Regions from separate parts of the Homo sapiens genome. Here region 2 is linked to region 1. The links are chromatin contacts, found by Hi-C or POLR2A ChIA-PET in ENCODE. All regions are on one chromosome and are shown on one strand. Each heading gives the region's core, a stretch centred on a gene start or an enhancer-like site at or near the end of the contact. The rest is flanking DNA. Distances are from core to core; before and after follow the strand shown. Region 1 holds the start of VCPKMT (valosin containing protein lysine methyltransferase). Region 2 holds the start of CDKL1 (cyclin dependent kinase like 1).

Region 1 (7,162 bases), core at 4,208-6,707:
CTTAAAAGCGTGAATTTTATGGTATGTGAGTTACATCAACTAAAAAATAAGAGTTTTTTTTTTTGGCCGAAAAAAAAAAAAAAGCCTCTATATTTAGGAAACACAAAATCTTTCTGCCTCCAAAAAATTCTACTTTTAAAACTGCACAACAGCTTCAGTTAACACTAGATCCCTTAAAGCACAAAACAGTTTTTTTTGTATCTGTGGCACCATGCCACATAAATGTTAATCTGAATAATCCCGCTGCTGCCTTTTTACTTAGATTTAGTCCTAACACCTACTTCTGTTCCCTAAGTTTTATTTGCTTTTGACTAGAATTCATATAATCAGAAAACTTTACCACAAACATAATCAAAGCAAAGATGATAGAAAAAGTGTGGGCTTATTGAATCTAGCATCCTTAATTCATAAAACTAATCATCTCCCTGCCTTACACTAGTCACATATACCAAAGGTGCTGGAAATACAAAAATAGATGAAAGGCCAGGCGCAGCAGCTCACACCTGTAATCCCAACAATTTGGGAGGCCGAGGTGGGCAGGTCACTGGAGTCCAGGAGTGCAAAATCAGCCTGGACAACATGGCAAAACCCTGTCTCAACAACAACAAAAAAAATACAAAAATTAGCTGGGCATGGTGGTGCATGCCTATGGTCCCAGGTACTCAGGAGGCTGAGGTGGGAGGATCACTTCTTGAGCCTGCAAGGCAGAGGCTGCAGCAAGCCGAGATTGCACCACTGTACTCCAGCCTGGATGACAGAGTGAGACCCTATTTCAAAAAAAAAAAAGGATGAAGTACAATTCTTCCCTCTTTCTACAGGCTCAAACCCTAGGTGTCACTGAGGCAACCTGCATAAAATGTGATTGTTATACAGGGTAAAACATGCACCAAGAAGCGGGAAAATACATAAATTCTACTTAATTGAGTGCATTTATCTTTTATGGACTCATCTGCCTTGTTGTATTTCATTTCCTGTAAACAATTTTTAATAAGGAAAAGTTCACAAAGGTAAGAGCAGGCATTTTAAAATCTCACAGAGATAAAAGAAACTTATAAATAGCTAATAACTTGTCTGAGGTAATACCCAATTATAGAGCTATACAATTTACGCCTATGGAGAAGCTGGAAAAGGCCTTTAAAAGCGAAGCCTGGCCAGGTATGGTGGCTGATGCCTGTAATCTCAGAACTTTGGGAGGCCGAAGTGGGCGGATCACTTGAGCCCAGGAGTTCGACACCAGTCTAGGCAACACGGTGAAACGTGTCTCTACTTAAAAAATACGAGAAAAAAAAAAAAAAAAAAAAAAAAAGCCTGGCTTTAGAGCAAAAACCCAAGGCAAGATAGATTAAATTATCTTGACAATGAAGTTACTGCCTGAGTCCAGTGAATCATTAGAGCTGTTTCTCCACATCAAAATCAACGCCCATACCACACATATGCCCTGAAATAGTGTCCAGCTGATGAAACCTCCTTGGAGAATGAAGAACTGAGAATGTTATTTACCGATTTTTTCTTTCTGATGTATATAATATGAATATCTTCACTTCGATACTCTTCATCATGTTTTTCCAAAGGAATTTTTTCAAAGTCAAAATCTAGCTGAAGGAGCTATAAATTTAAAAGAGACATACTTCAAATTCAATAATATGAACTGACCTGTGGGTGACAGAAGTCAGAATGCTGGTTACTTTTTTTTTGAGAGTCTCACTCTGTCACCCAGGCTGGAGTGCAGTGGTGCGATCTTGGCTCACTGCAACCTCCACCTCCCTGGGTTCAAGTGATTCTCCTGCCTCAGCCTCCTGAGTAGCTGGGATTACAGGCAAACGACACCACACCCAGCTAATTTTTGTATTTTTAGTAAAGAAAGGGTTTCACCATGTTGACCAGGCTGGTCTCGAACTCCTGACCTCATGATCTGCCCATCTCGGCCTCCCAAAGTGCTGGGATTACAGGCGTGAGCCACCGCGCCTGGTCAGTGGTTACCTTTTGAGTATTGCCTGGGAAAGGGCAGTGTGCAAACCTTCCAAGATCCTGAAAATGTCCTCTATCTTTATGTTGGTAAGTAGTTACTTGGGTGTATACATATGAAAAATTAAGCTCAGCACTTGACTGATACATATGCATTTTACATATGCTTTACCCCAATAAAAGCTGTTTAACAGTACGAAATTTTCATTATGCATCATTTCAAAAGTTCATGAACATTTTTCATATTCAAGAAAAACATGAAAATAAACAAACATTTTAGTATTTGTTACCTGAGGCAGTCATATACCTGCTTTCTCATTAAACCAAAGTAGTCCTTCCAGCAGACAAAACTGCAGGCCTATATAGATGTACCCTCAAAAGGAGTCACTCACAATGTGATAGATTTGTGCCCATATAAGGGTTTGGGTGATCACTAGGGGAAGAAGAGTGACAGATACATAAAACCCTATATACTATATTTTGCAACTTCCTGTAAGTCTTTTCTAACTATTTCAGACAAAAAGTTTAAAAAACAAAAAAAAAGACCCTAAAAATAGACAGGTATCTAGGTTGGAGGTTTCATAAATATGTAGAGAAAAACACAGAAGTAAAAACTTATCACTTGGCAACATGGGAAAACCCCATCTCTACAAAAAAATACAAAAAGTTAGCCGGGTGTGGTGGTACATGCCTATAGTCCCACTTACTTGGGGGCGGGGGGGGGGGGGGGTGACACTGAGGCAGGAGGATCACTTGAGCCCAGGAGGTTGAGGATGCAGTGAGCCCTGACTGTGCCACTGCACTCCGGCATGGGCTACAGGGTGAAACCCTGTCTCAAAACAAAAACAACTTATCACCTGCACATTTCTATCACGTATTCTCCAAAGGTAATACATACATCATTGAGATGTTCCCCAAAGGCAGCATCATGTTTAATAAACACTGAAAACTGTTCTTAAAAAGGAGTGGCACCCGTATTAACATTCTTCTGTAGCCATAGATCAACTAATTAGAAATGAAATAAAGTATCAGAAAAGATGAAAAAGGGGAGCTTCGTAGAATCATGGGCTGTGAAGATCCTTTCCTCAGCTTCACACAAACAGCATGTTTTCCCCACCCAAAATTACCATAATATACTTGAAGAGTCACATACAGCCCCCCTGAAGGGAAATCACTACAAAGATAATAGAGTACTTAATACTTACCTCAAAATATTTTTTCTCAATTTCTGGATTTTTCCCCATTGTTCGTTGTTCATAACAACATATAATACAAGTTTCAAATCCGCTGATATCTTTTAGAGTTTTCAGCAATGGCTCCAAAGACTATTTAAAAAAGAATATATTTTTTGTTTTTGATTTAAAAATTTTTCTACTCTAAAAGTAGGTTGAGGAGGTACAGGGGTATTTATAGCTCCCCTACAATTTATCCATCTTTGAATCAATCCAACAAAGCACATGTAATTAAAGCTCTAGGCTAGGTGCAGTGGCTCACACCTGTAATATCAACACTTTGGAAGGCAGAGGTGGAAAGATCGCTTGAAAGCAGGAGTTGAAGACCAGCCTGGAGAATACAGCGAGAGACAAACCACCCCCCGCAACACCTTACAAAAAATTTAAAAATTAGCCAGCATGCTGGTGCACACCTATAGTCCCAGCTATTGAGGAGGCTGAATGGGAGGATTACTTGAGCCTCAGGAGCTCGAGGTTACAGTGAGCTATGATCACTCCACTGCACTACAACATGTGTGACAGAGCAAGACCCCTATCTTAAAACAAAAACAAACAAACAAAAACCCCTCTGTAACTAATGATTGGGTAAGCTCCTGTTAACTAAACCATGTACTGATTTTGGTTTCCAGAAAAAGGATTCAGATGACTGCATTTTGGAGTTCTCATGGGAAACAAATGGAATCAACCTTACTCTTAAAAGTTTAATTTTATTTAATCTAATTTGGGATTTAAATAATCAACGATTTCCCTACAAAAGTTAAATCTGACCCTAACTTGGTTCAATGCTAATTATTTTTAAAATAATCGATGCCCACAACACTATACAAACTGATGTTTTTTTTTTTTTTTTTTTTTTTTGAGACAGAGTTTTGCTCTTGTTGCCCAGGCTGGAATGCAATGGCATGATTTCGGCTCACTGCAACCTCCGCCTCCCAGGTTCAAGCGATTCTCCTGCCTCAGACTCCCAAATAGCTAGGATTACAGACATGCACCACCACGCCTGGCTAATTTTGTATTTTTAGTAGAGACAGGGTTTTGCCATGTAGGTCAGGCTGGTCTCGAACTCCCGACCTCAGGTGAGCCACCTGCCTTGACCTCCCAAGTGTTGGGATTACAGGCGTGAGCCACCGCGCCCGGCCCAAACTGGTATTTAAAGAAAAGAACAATGAATTATTTATAACTTAATTCTCAATGTCATGGTTAACATGTTCCGTGGGAACAACCAAGGGAAAAAGAGAGGATTTTGGCTTTTCATAACATCCAATTGGCAAAATCCTTTAAAATTTTTACAGAAGCCTCTAGTAAAATGCATATAACACTTTTCTCAACATGCTTCACCAGGTCGGTATGATAATGATGAGCGTATATACATATGGTCCCTGGTGACTTTTATCTTCTCTTTACTGCATCAACTATAAGGCAAATCCCGGATTCAAAGATGTTAAAATGTGAAGAAACGTGTGCTTTAGAATTCATGGAATAAGGTTCATCTTCTAAGTGAAGAGACTTCGCTCACTGGATACTTACCTCTTCATAGTATATGCAGTCGGCCATCAGTATGAAGTCGGGTGGAGAAGGAAAGCCTTCTATTTCTTCCCCCCTTAAAAATGCCAAACAAATATTTCAATTGTTTTAATAATTCAAAATACTCTTGTTTTATAAAGAACCGGAAAGTCCCCTTCCATCCTTTTAATGAAACGCAATTCAAAACAAACTACAAATCAATATCTTAAAACAAGCTGAAAGGCCATACAAACCATTTCAGTACCTTGGCTTGAACAGAACCAGTGACAAGATGCTTGTTCATATTAATATTCATCTTCAGCAAGTCTTGCAATTCCTCAAGATCGGTGACTACAACATCAGCCCTATAAAATAACGTCGACTGAGGTGTAGGCACAGGGGGGAAAGCCTGTAATCCGGATTTCCCCAGCAAGAAGGCGCCCCCACATCCCGCCCGCCCGCCAGCTCTTACCCGAGGGTAGCAGCCATGAGCCCCACGGCCCCGGTGCCCGAACCCAGCTCCAGCACCGACCGCCGGCTCAGCGCGTGGGCCCCGTCGCCAGAAAACTCGGGCGTTTCCAGGTATTTAGAAAGGACAATGGCAGCGTCCCACACAACGCAACCCACGCCACCGGAGCTATACTGCTGTAGTCGTAGCACTGTACCATCCCGCTTCTCCAAAACTCGCACAAAGCTCCGCAGTGGGTCCTCCAGCGAGGACTCCAGCGTATCCGCCATTGCGCCCGGCAACAGAAAGCGGCGCGCGCAGGGACGTCACATCAACGCGCACCGCCCCGCCCTGCGGCTCCGCCCCCTGCCCGCCGCTGAGTTGGCGACGCAGCGCGCGCGAGTTAACAAAGCCCGGAAGGCAGCGTTACCTGGGCGGGGCCGAGCGTGGGGCCCCTGCTTACCCGACGCGCTTGGCAGCCTCCCTCTACCCTAAATCACACGTTTGGCTTAACGAAGAGGCCGTTTAAATCACTTTCCCAGACAAAACTATTATAATCTGCTCTTTAAAAAACAAAGCCAACCTCAGAGTTTACCAAGTTGGACACTTGATTTACATAGTAGTTACAAGGCTTAAATGCAATCAGCTTCCAAGATCCTACCAAAGATGGCTATAATCTTACAATCTTCCTTTTCAAGTTCCTAGTATGCTCCTAGTTTTTTGTATGAATTCATAAAAGTGGTTGCTAGAAGCCTGCAGCTCACATTTAACAGTGAAGAAAAAATTGTGTGTGTGTGTGTGTGTGTCTATAGGACTCAACAATCTCCCCCTTTGTTCCTTATAATGAAAACACATATTTTAAAAGTCTTTTAAAAATTAAGACTGGGGTGATTTATTAATCTTGTTAAGAACTCTGATACAAAGCACAGTAAAAGGCCACAAACCAGTAAATAAACAACGTGGCTTTTGGCTACTTTACAACTGCTGCTACAGCACTATCAGCAAAACACTCTATCACTTTGAACGAAGGCATCCAAATGGCAAATAAAAGCTTTACTCACTTATCTGATTAAAATGTTTAATAAAGCTTTAAGTATTTGCTGGTTTAAATATTACCAATCTAAAAAATATATTTAAAAAAAATTTCAGTTAACACGAGATTTATAGAGAAAGTTACTAGGTCTTGAAGGCAAGGCAGTTGGTTCCTATGCCATAGAATTTTTTTTGAATTTATGAATTAGTAAAGTAGCAGATTGTATTATAGGCCTCAAGTCACTTAAATTTATATAGGTTATTAGCAGTATCTTTAAATATACAATATAAACAAAACTGTACATACATGGCATATTAACTGTTTTCCATAACAATAGGCAATTCATTAGCTAAAGACGTCATAGTCTGCAAAAACAAAAGGCACATCTGAATGAGATACATGCCCTTTTTCCCTCCATCATTGGGTTATGTAGTCTTTGTTTACATTTTGACAAAATAATAAACACTTACAGTGCCATTCTATTATTTTCATCCTACTTTTCATTTTTGTCTTCAGCAGCAAATACCGGCATTTAAGACATGGCATTAAAGAGTTTAAGAACAGTTGGTGTTATTCACAATTCTCCTAGATGTAAAAACTAGAAGTAAAAACTAGAAGATGGTCAAAGAGGTTTAAAAATCAGTAACACCATATACCCCTCCCATATTTGTGTAAATTCACTGCCTTAAAAAGGCATCTATTACTCAAATTTGAAAAATTTCACAAAAGCACTATCCCTTTTCAGTGCAATCATGTCACTTTAAACCATATTTTTGCAGAGTTTACAGTGCAAATATAAATTCTTTATACTGGCCTTTTGGCAGCACTGAGGATCCAAGACAAGGCAATGCTACTGATCACCTGAGGATAATGGTGAAGGACTTTTGTATTTTTATTTTTCCAATTCTTAAAAGCTTATTTGATCAGTAGCATTTTTGTAAGAGCATTATTTGTAAAAAGTACTAAAATACTATGTCTTTT
Region 2 (6,838 bases), core at 540-3,039, 280 kb after region 1:
GTGAGCTTCCTAGCAGTTTGAAAACAGGTAAATGTTAATTCTCTTAATAGACTGAGTATACCAATAGGAAATACCTTAGAAGTTTAAAAATCAACAATGCCAGCAAAATTGAATTGTCTTACATTCCTATACTATCAAATTGTAATGGTCCTTGAAAACCCAGGTCTACAGGTGGGAGAGAAATTATGGGGAAGAAAAATAAATATCCCACAGCATCTCTAAAAGTGAATGCCACCTTACCTGGCACTTTTGTCTCTGCTTTCTAGTTCATTATATAATTAGTGACTTGTGCACAGATATCCCATTTGTGTCACTGAAGTCAAAAGGCTATGAAGTAAGATATAACCATGTCCCATGACATTCTTTTAACATAACATGACTCACTTTATTTCTTTCATCCCTAAAAATTCACTTTAAAGAAAAAGTGGATCCCGGAGCAGTGGCTAGAACCTGTAATCCCAGCTACTCAGGAGGCTGAGGCAGAAGCATGGCTTGAGCCCAGGAGTTCCAGGCTGCTGTGAGCTATGATCACATGGCTGCACTCCAGCCTGGGAGACAGAGTGAAACCCTGTCTCGAAAAAGAAAAAAAAGGAAAAGTGAATCAATTACCTTGAGCATTCGGATTTCCCGAAGGGCAATTTTCTTTATGACAGGGTCATCTTCTGATTCCAGAAACTTCTTGATGGCCACAATCTGACCCGTGTCCCTGTTTCTACATTTGAAAACAACTCCATAGGATCCTTCTCCAATTTTCCCAATTTTTTCATACTTCTCCATCATAGAGGAATAAATCTTCTTAAAATGGATCTTCAGCCGAGAATGGTGGCTCACGCCTGTAATCCCAGCACTTTGGGAGGCTGAGGCGGGCAGATCACCTGAGGTCAGGAGTTCGAGACCAGTCTGGCCAACATACTGAAACTCCGTCTCTACTAAAGATACAAAAAATTAGCCGGGTGTGGTGATGGGCGCCCGTAGTCCCAGCAACTCAGGAGACTGAGGCAGGAGAATCGCGTGAACCTGGGAGGCGCAGGTTGCAGTGAGCCGAGATCGCGCCACTGCACTCCAGCCCGGGCGACAGAGCGAGATTCCGTCTCAAAAAAAAAAAAAAAAAAAAAAAAAAAAGAAAGAAAGAAAAGAAAAGAAAGGATCTTCACATAGTTTGAAAACGTCGCTTATAAAATATTGGCACCAACGGACTGCACTAGAGCCCCACCCAACGATGAGTGTTTGTCACGGTCCTAGAACAGAACAGCACATGTTAAGGAATGAAGAGTGTACCCGTGTCGGCAATGGCAACGCGATCAGGAGTAACAGCCTAGAGTTAGCTGCCTCCAGTAACCCGATTTTAATCGCCCGTTAAATACCCTGTAAGTTAAAATGTAACTTGCCATCCTAAAACGAGCCGAGCTGTAAGATAAGCTATCTTTTTAACGTTATCGTTCATCCGATCTAAGACACCTGAGCTGGCTGGAGTACGGGGAGGGCTAAGGGCTTCCCCGGTTCTAATTTCGGGTCTCATTTCCCTGCGGCAAGAAGACACCTCCCGGCTCCCCGCGGAGGCGGCGGCGAGGCTTGGCCGCAGGAGACCAACCCGCGCCCCGCGCCCCACGCCCCCGGGACTGGGAAAACCCTCCCGCGCCCGGACGTGCACCTCAGCCGCGCCGCGCAGCATGGAGCGGTGCCACGTGTTGGCCAGGGACGGCCCGCGCCTCCTTGCCCGCCCGGGACTCACGGCGCCGCGGCGGTCAGGGACGGGCCTGGCTCCCGCCTCGCCTTCTTCCGCCCAGCTCGGCTCGGCGTGGCTCGGCCCGCGATCCCTATGGGAACCGGCTCCCGCCCCGGGTCTGCCTGGGCGGGGCCGCCGCGCCCCAGCTTCCCACCCCCGGCCCGGCCCAGCCCGGCCGCCCTCCCGGCTGCAGGGAAAGGCCTCGGAGGGCCGCCCTCCGTCCATGGGAGCTGTCCTGACCGCGGGCCGAGTCCTGCTGCCGGGAGAGCAGACCTGCTAGATTTGCAAACTTCCGCAGGCCGTGCAAAGCGCAGCTGTAACCGCGTCTGCGGAGCAAGACGCCTGCGCTAGGAGCCCCTCCTGAGCGGTCCACATTTCCCTGCAACAGCAGTCCCCACACCTCAGAACCGCGGTTATTCCCTTTGGTCCCTTGGAGGCATCTTCTGTGTCTGTGCTGATCAGTGCTGCGGCGTCAGTGAATGAATGAGAGGGAGAAAGGAAAGAAGAGGAAGGCGTGACTGCAGAAATTGCTTAAAGTCAGCACTTTCCTCTACAGTAGGGAAGGTTCCACGGCAGTCTTCTGCTGTGGGACTTTTCTGGTGTGGGAGGTGGAAGCTTACAGAGTCTGCCTTAATTGTTTTTGGTTCCTTTCCCCCATCTTTCTCCCAACGGACTCCTACTGCTCAAATCTGAGCACACTGGCGGGAAGCGGATGGACCTGGGGAAATTATGAAATCATGTCAGTTGCCACTGGGCAGAGTGCCTCACACTTTATCATCCGTCCCGTTCCCAGTGCCAGCATCAATGCGGGTACTTGTCCTGGAAGCAGTACCCGAGGAGAGAAAATTAACACAGTGTCTATGAAACAGGGGCCAATCCCGTGTCAAGCAGCATGCTACTAAATGTAAACCCAGGAAGGGTTCAGAAAGGAGCCTGGAGCTGAGGAGAGAGGGCTGGTGGCTGCCCTGGAAACCCAGTACAAGGATGGCCTAGAGGTGGTCTGTGAACAGAAATTGTTTGCAAATGGCAACCATTGATCTGTTTTCTGTCTCTATAGTTTTGCCTTTTCCAGAATGTCATGAAAATGGAATCAGACCGTATGTAGCCTTTTGAGGATAGAGGATCTCCCCCACCACCCCAACTCCAGTGAGCTTTCAGATGAGATTGTAGCCCCAGATGACAATGTAAGTTCAATCTTGTGAGAGACCTTGAGCCAGGGGCACCCAGCTAAGCCATACTTGGGTTCCTGACCTCTAGAAACTGAAATATGTTTGCTATTATGTTTTGGGGTAATTTGTTATGCAACCATATGTATCTAACACAGAAGCCTTTTATTAATAGGAGGTTGAGAAAGTTCACTTTCATTCCTAGTTTGCTTAGTGTTTTTGTTTGCTTTTTAAAATTATGAATGGATGTTGAATTTTATCAAATGCATTTCTTCATCTAGAGGTGATCATTTCCTTTTCCTTTCTTTTCTTTTTTTTTTTTAATTGAGAGGGAGTCTCGCTCTGTCACCCAGGCTGGAGTGCAGTAGTGTTATCACTGCTCACTGTACCCTTGAACTCCTGGGCCTAAGCAATCCTCCCACTTCTGCCAGGCCTGAGTAGCTAGAATTATAGGTGTGCACCACCTAATTGTTTTTATGTAGTCTGTTGATACGGTGAATTATATTGATTTTTAGATGTTGAACCAACCTTTTGTTCCTGGGATAAACCCAACTTATTTATGATTTTATCATTTTAATGTATTGCTGGATTTGATTAGTAATATTTTATTGGAAATTTTTACATTCATGTTTTGAGAGATATTGATGTATAGTTTTCTTGTAATATCTGCTAATTTTGGCATCAGGATAATGCTGATCTCAGAAAATGAGTTGGGAAGTGTTTATCTTCCCTTTTATTTTCTAGAGATGTTTACATTAAATTGGTATTATTAATTCCTTAAATGTTTGGAAGAATTTTTTTTGTTTTTTTTTTTGAGACAGTCTTGCTCTGTCATCCAGGCTGGAGTGCAGTGGTGTGATCTTGGCTCACTGCAACCTCTGCCTCCCAGGCTCAGGCGATCCTCTTGCCTCAGCCTCCAAAGTAGGTGTGCCACCACGCCTGGCTAATTTTTGTGTTTTTTGTAGAGACAGGGTTTCACCATATTGCCTAGGCTGGTCTCCAACTACTGAGCTCAGATAATCTGCCTGCCTCAACCTCCCAAAGTGCTGGGATTACAGGCATGAGCCACTGCACCCCGCCTTCTAATATAAGCATTTAATGCCATAATTTTTCCTGTAAGCACCACTTTAAATACATCACAGAAATCTTAATATGTTGTATCATCATTTTCATTCAGTTCAAAATATTTTTTTTTTTTTTTTTTTTTTTGAGATGGAGTCTCACTCTGTCACCCAGGCTAGAGTGCAATAGTGTGATCTCGGCTCACTGCAACCTCCGCCTCCCAGGTTCAAGCGATTCTCCCACCTCAGCCTCCCAAGTAGCTGGAACTACAGGCATGCACCATCATGCCCAGCTAATTTTTGTATTTTTAGTACAGACAGGGTTTCATCATGTTGGCCAGGCTGGTCTTGAACTCCTGACCTCAAATGATGCTCCCGCATTGGCTCCCAAAGTGCTGGGATTATAGATGTGAGCCACCATGCCTGGCCCAAAAATATTTTCCTTGTGACTTCCTTTTTGACTCATGGGTTATTTTTGTAGTGTGTTAATTTCCAACTATTTGGTGATTTTTAAAGATATCTGTTATTGATTTCTAGTTTAATTCCATTATTTTCAGAGAACTCAGTTTATATGACTTAAATTCTTTGAAATGTTTTATTTTGTTTTATGACCCAGAAAGAATATGGTCTATGTTCATGAATGTTTCTTTTTGACAATTAAAAAAAATATTTTGAAATGAAGTGAGAAAGTCAGTGTGAATTTCCCCAGAGCTGCATCGTCTGAAGTTCATACCAGGTTAAATCAAGTTTGTCTGGAAAATTAACTTTATGGACTCCACAACGTCAGTACCCAAAGAGCCTGGAACTGTGCCAGGCCTAGTGGTAGTTAAAGTAGGAGCCAGTGTACTGGTTATTTATGCCCAAGTAGGCAGTGAACCAGAAAGCTAGCATGACTTGCAGCTGCAAGTTGTTTTGTTTGGAGGAATTTGAAATAAAATATTAGAGAACAACTTTAAAAGGGAGATGAACAGTCGGCTGTCACCACTTAGCACAAAAGAGAGAAGGTAACGTGGCCTCTAGACTAGTCAAACTGACAGTCCTTTCCCTTGGCAGGTGCGACACTGGTTTTGGTATCAAAGAAGTATATAACTCCTGGAAAGTATAGCTCTTGGGAATCTCAGAAATGGTCTGTTATGTGGGGGCTTTTTCTCAAGCCAGTGCAAAGTGAAACAGCATTATATTCTGCTAATAGTGATCTTTTCTTTGCAGTTTGTATAATTAGCGAGAATACTTCAGTGTTCTTAGAACAGCACAAACCGTACTATGGTATTTTAATCATTTAAGGAAAAATAAACATTCAGTAGGGTAACATATGGTCACAGAAAAAGCCTGGAATTTGGAGTCAGAAGACCAGGATTTCTACCTACTTACTGGTGTTTGATCTTGTGCAAGATAATTACTATTGCCTATATAACAACATTATTTAATGAGTGCTTACTTTGTGGCAGGCATTATGCTATGAATATTTGACCCATGAGCCTCACAATAACCCCAGGAGATAGGCATTAAATATCATCCTGAGCTTTCAGATGACTCTCATTGAGTTGGAGAGGATAAGTAGCTAGCCTAAGGACACCCAGCTAGTGAAGTGTGAAGTCAGTATTGGAATGCAGGTGGTTTGACTCCAGAATCTTTTCTCCTAACCATTTTGCTAATACTACCTAATGCATTGTGGTGGTTGTCAGGATTATTGAGTTAATGTGTAGGACATTGAGAGCTGGCGCAGAGCACTTAAAATGATGCACAGTGTAGCACCTTCCTCCTTTTTTTTAGGCTACCGGGAAGACTCATCTTGTCTATATGCTCCCTTCTCATGGTAGCTCAGCAACTTCATGTGTGTGCAGCTCCAGCACCAGGAGAATGAACTTCCATGAGATTGGGCAGAACACTGAAGCCTCATCTGAGTGCAGAACCCAGGGCCAATGCTTGAAGCCTTTTTTCTTTTTTTTTGAGATGGAGTCTCGCTTTGTTGCCCAGGCTGGAGTGCAATGGTGCGATCTCGGCTGACTGCAAACTCTGCATCCCAGGTTCAAGCCATTCTCCTGCCTCAGCCTCCCGAGTAGCTGGGACTGCAGGCACCCGCCACCACACCTGGCTACTTTTTTGTATTTTTAGTAGAGATGGGGTTTCACTGTGTTGGCCAGGCTGGTCTCGAACTCCTGACCTCGTGATCCGCCCGCCTCAGCCTCCCAAAGTGCTGGGATTACAGGCATGAGCCACCGTGCCCAGCCAGCTTTTTTTTTTTTTTTTCCAATTATGTTGTAAGGAAAGGGGAGTTGAGTCAATGTCATTTTAAAATGACACTCTACAGCAGCTTGAGGAAATACTTGAATTTATTGTCTCTGTTTTAAGTGGAATTGGGAAAGAAATTGATTCCAGAGTCCATACAGACAAAAGCTAATAACTATCATTTAGGGACGCATTTCAGGCTCAGTATCCACATTATCTCTGATCTTTATGACAATCTTACATGGATTTGTTAACTGACTGGGATTATTAACTGGCCTGTTTTATGAAAGAAGAAGCTGAGGCTCTGAGAGATTGATCAGTAGAGACAAAGCCACCCTGCTATCAAGGGCTGAACACAGGTTTCAGGCCCAACTCTGCCTGTTTCCAAAGCCCATGCTCTTGTAGTGGTGAATGGAGTTAGAACAACTAAGAATGCCTTGAGAATGATCCTCTGTCCTTGGATGCCCTAGAGAGCTAACAGCAGGGCAGACCTGCTGGTCCAATCCGAATTCACAACATCCTGAAGAGAAGCCAGGTGTCAGCTGTCAGCCGCATTCTTCTTGACCAATCACTGCTAGAATGTTACAAAGCCAGGCATGCAAATAACTTTCCCTTTACCTGGAGATAGAAAAGAATGCTGAATCAGCTGGGCATGG

The links. Hi-C counts contacts between places; a loop is a spot of excess contacts on that map. ChIA-PET counts read pairs that join two places held with the same protein, here RNA polymerase II (POLR2A). Pooled maps may share reads with other maps.
Region 2: a loop to region 1 is called in a pooled map, with 4 times the contacts of the local background. The contact joins the promoter of CDKL1 here to the promoter of VCPKMT in region 1. A Hi-C loop is called at or near these places in 2 of 50 pooled maps. POLR2A ChIA-PET finds 5 or more read pairs at or near these places in 2 of 52 experiments (Panc1 and T-cell).

What each region holds. Positions count from the first base shown.
Region 1 is chr14:50,111,115-50,118,276 of GRCh38, forward strand. VCPKMT (valosin containing protein lysine methyltransferase) reads right to left here and starts at 5,458. Exons shown (of 6, transcript NM_024558.3): 1 at 5,173-5,458; 2 at 4,955-5,065; 3 at 4,725-4,797; 4 at 3,171-3,290; 5 at 1,501-1,605. The coding sequence starts at 5,438. It overlaps SOS2 (SOS Ras/Rho guanine nucleotide exchange factor 2), which reads right to left. Exons shown (of 23, transcript NM_006939.4): 23 at 6,016-7,162. RefSeq lists an enhancer at 5,395-5,454.
Region 2 is chr14:50,395,092-50,401,929 of GRCh38, forward strand. It overlaps CDKL1 (cyclin dependent kinase like 1), which reads right to left and starts at 1,790. Exons shown (of 10, transcript NM_004196.7): 1 at 1,733-1,790; 2 at 610-1,238. The coding sequence starts at 777. RefSeq lists silencers at 1,494-1,943, 1,883-2,108 and an enhancer at 1,702-2,201.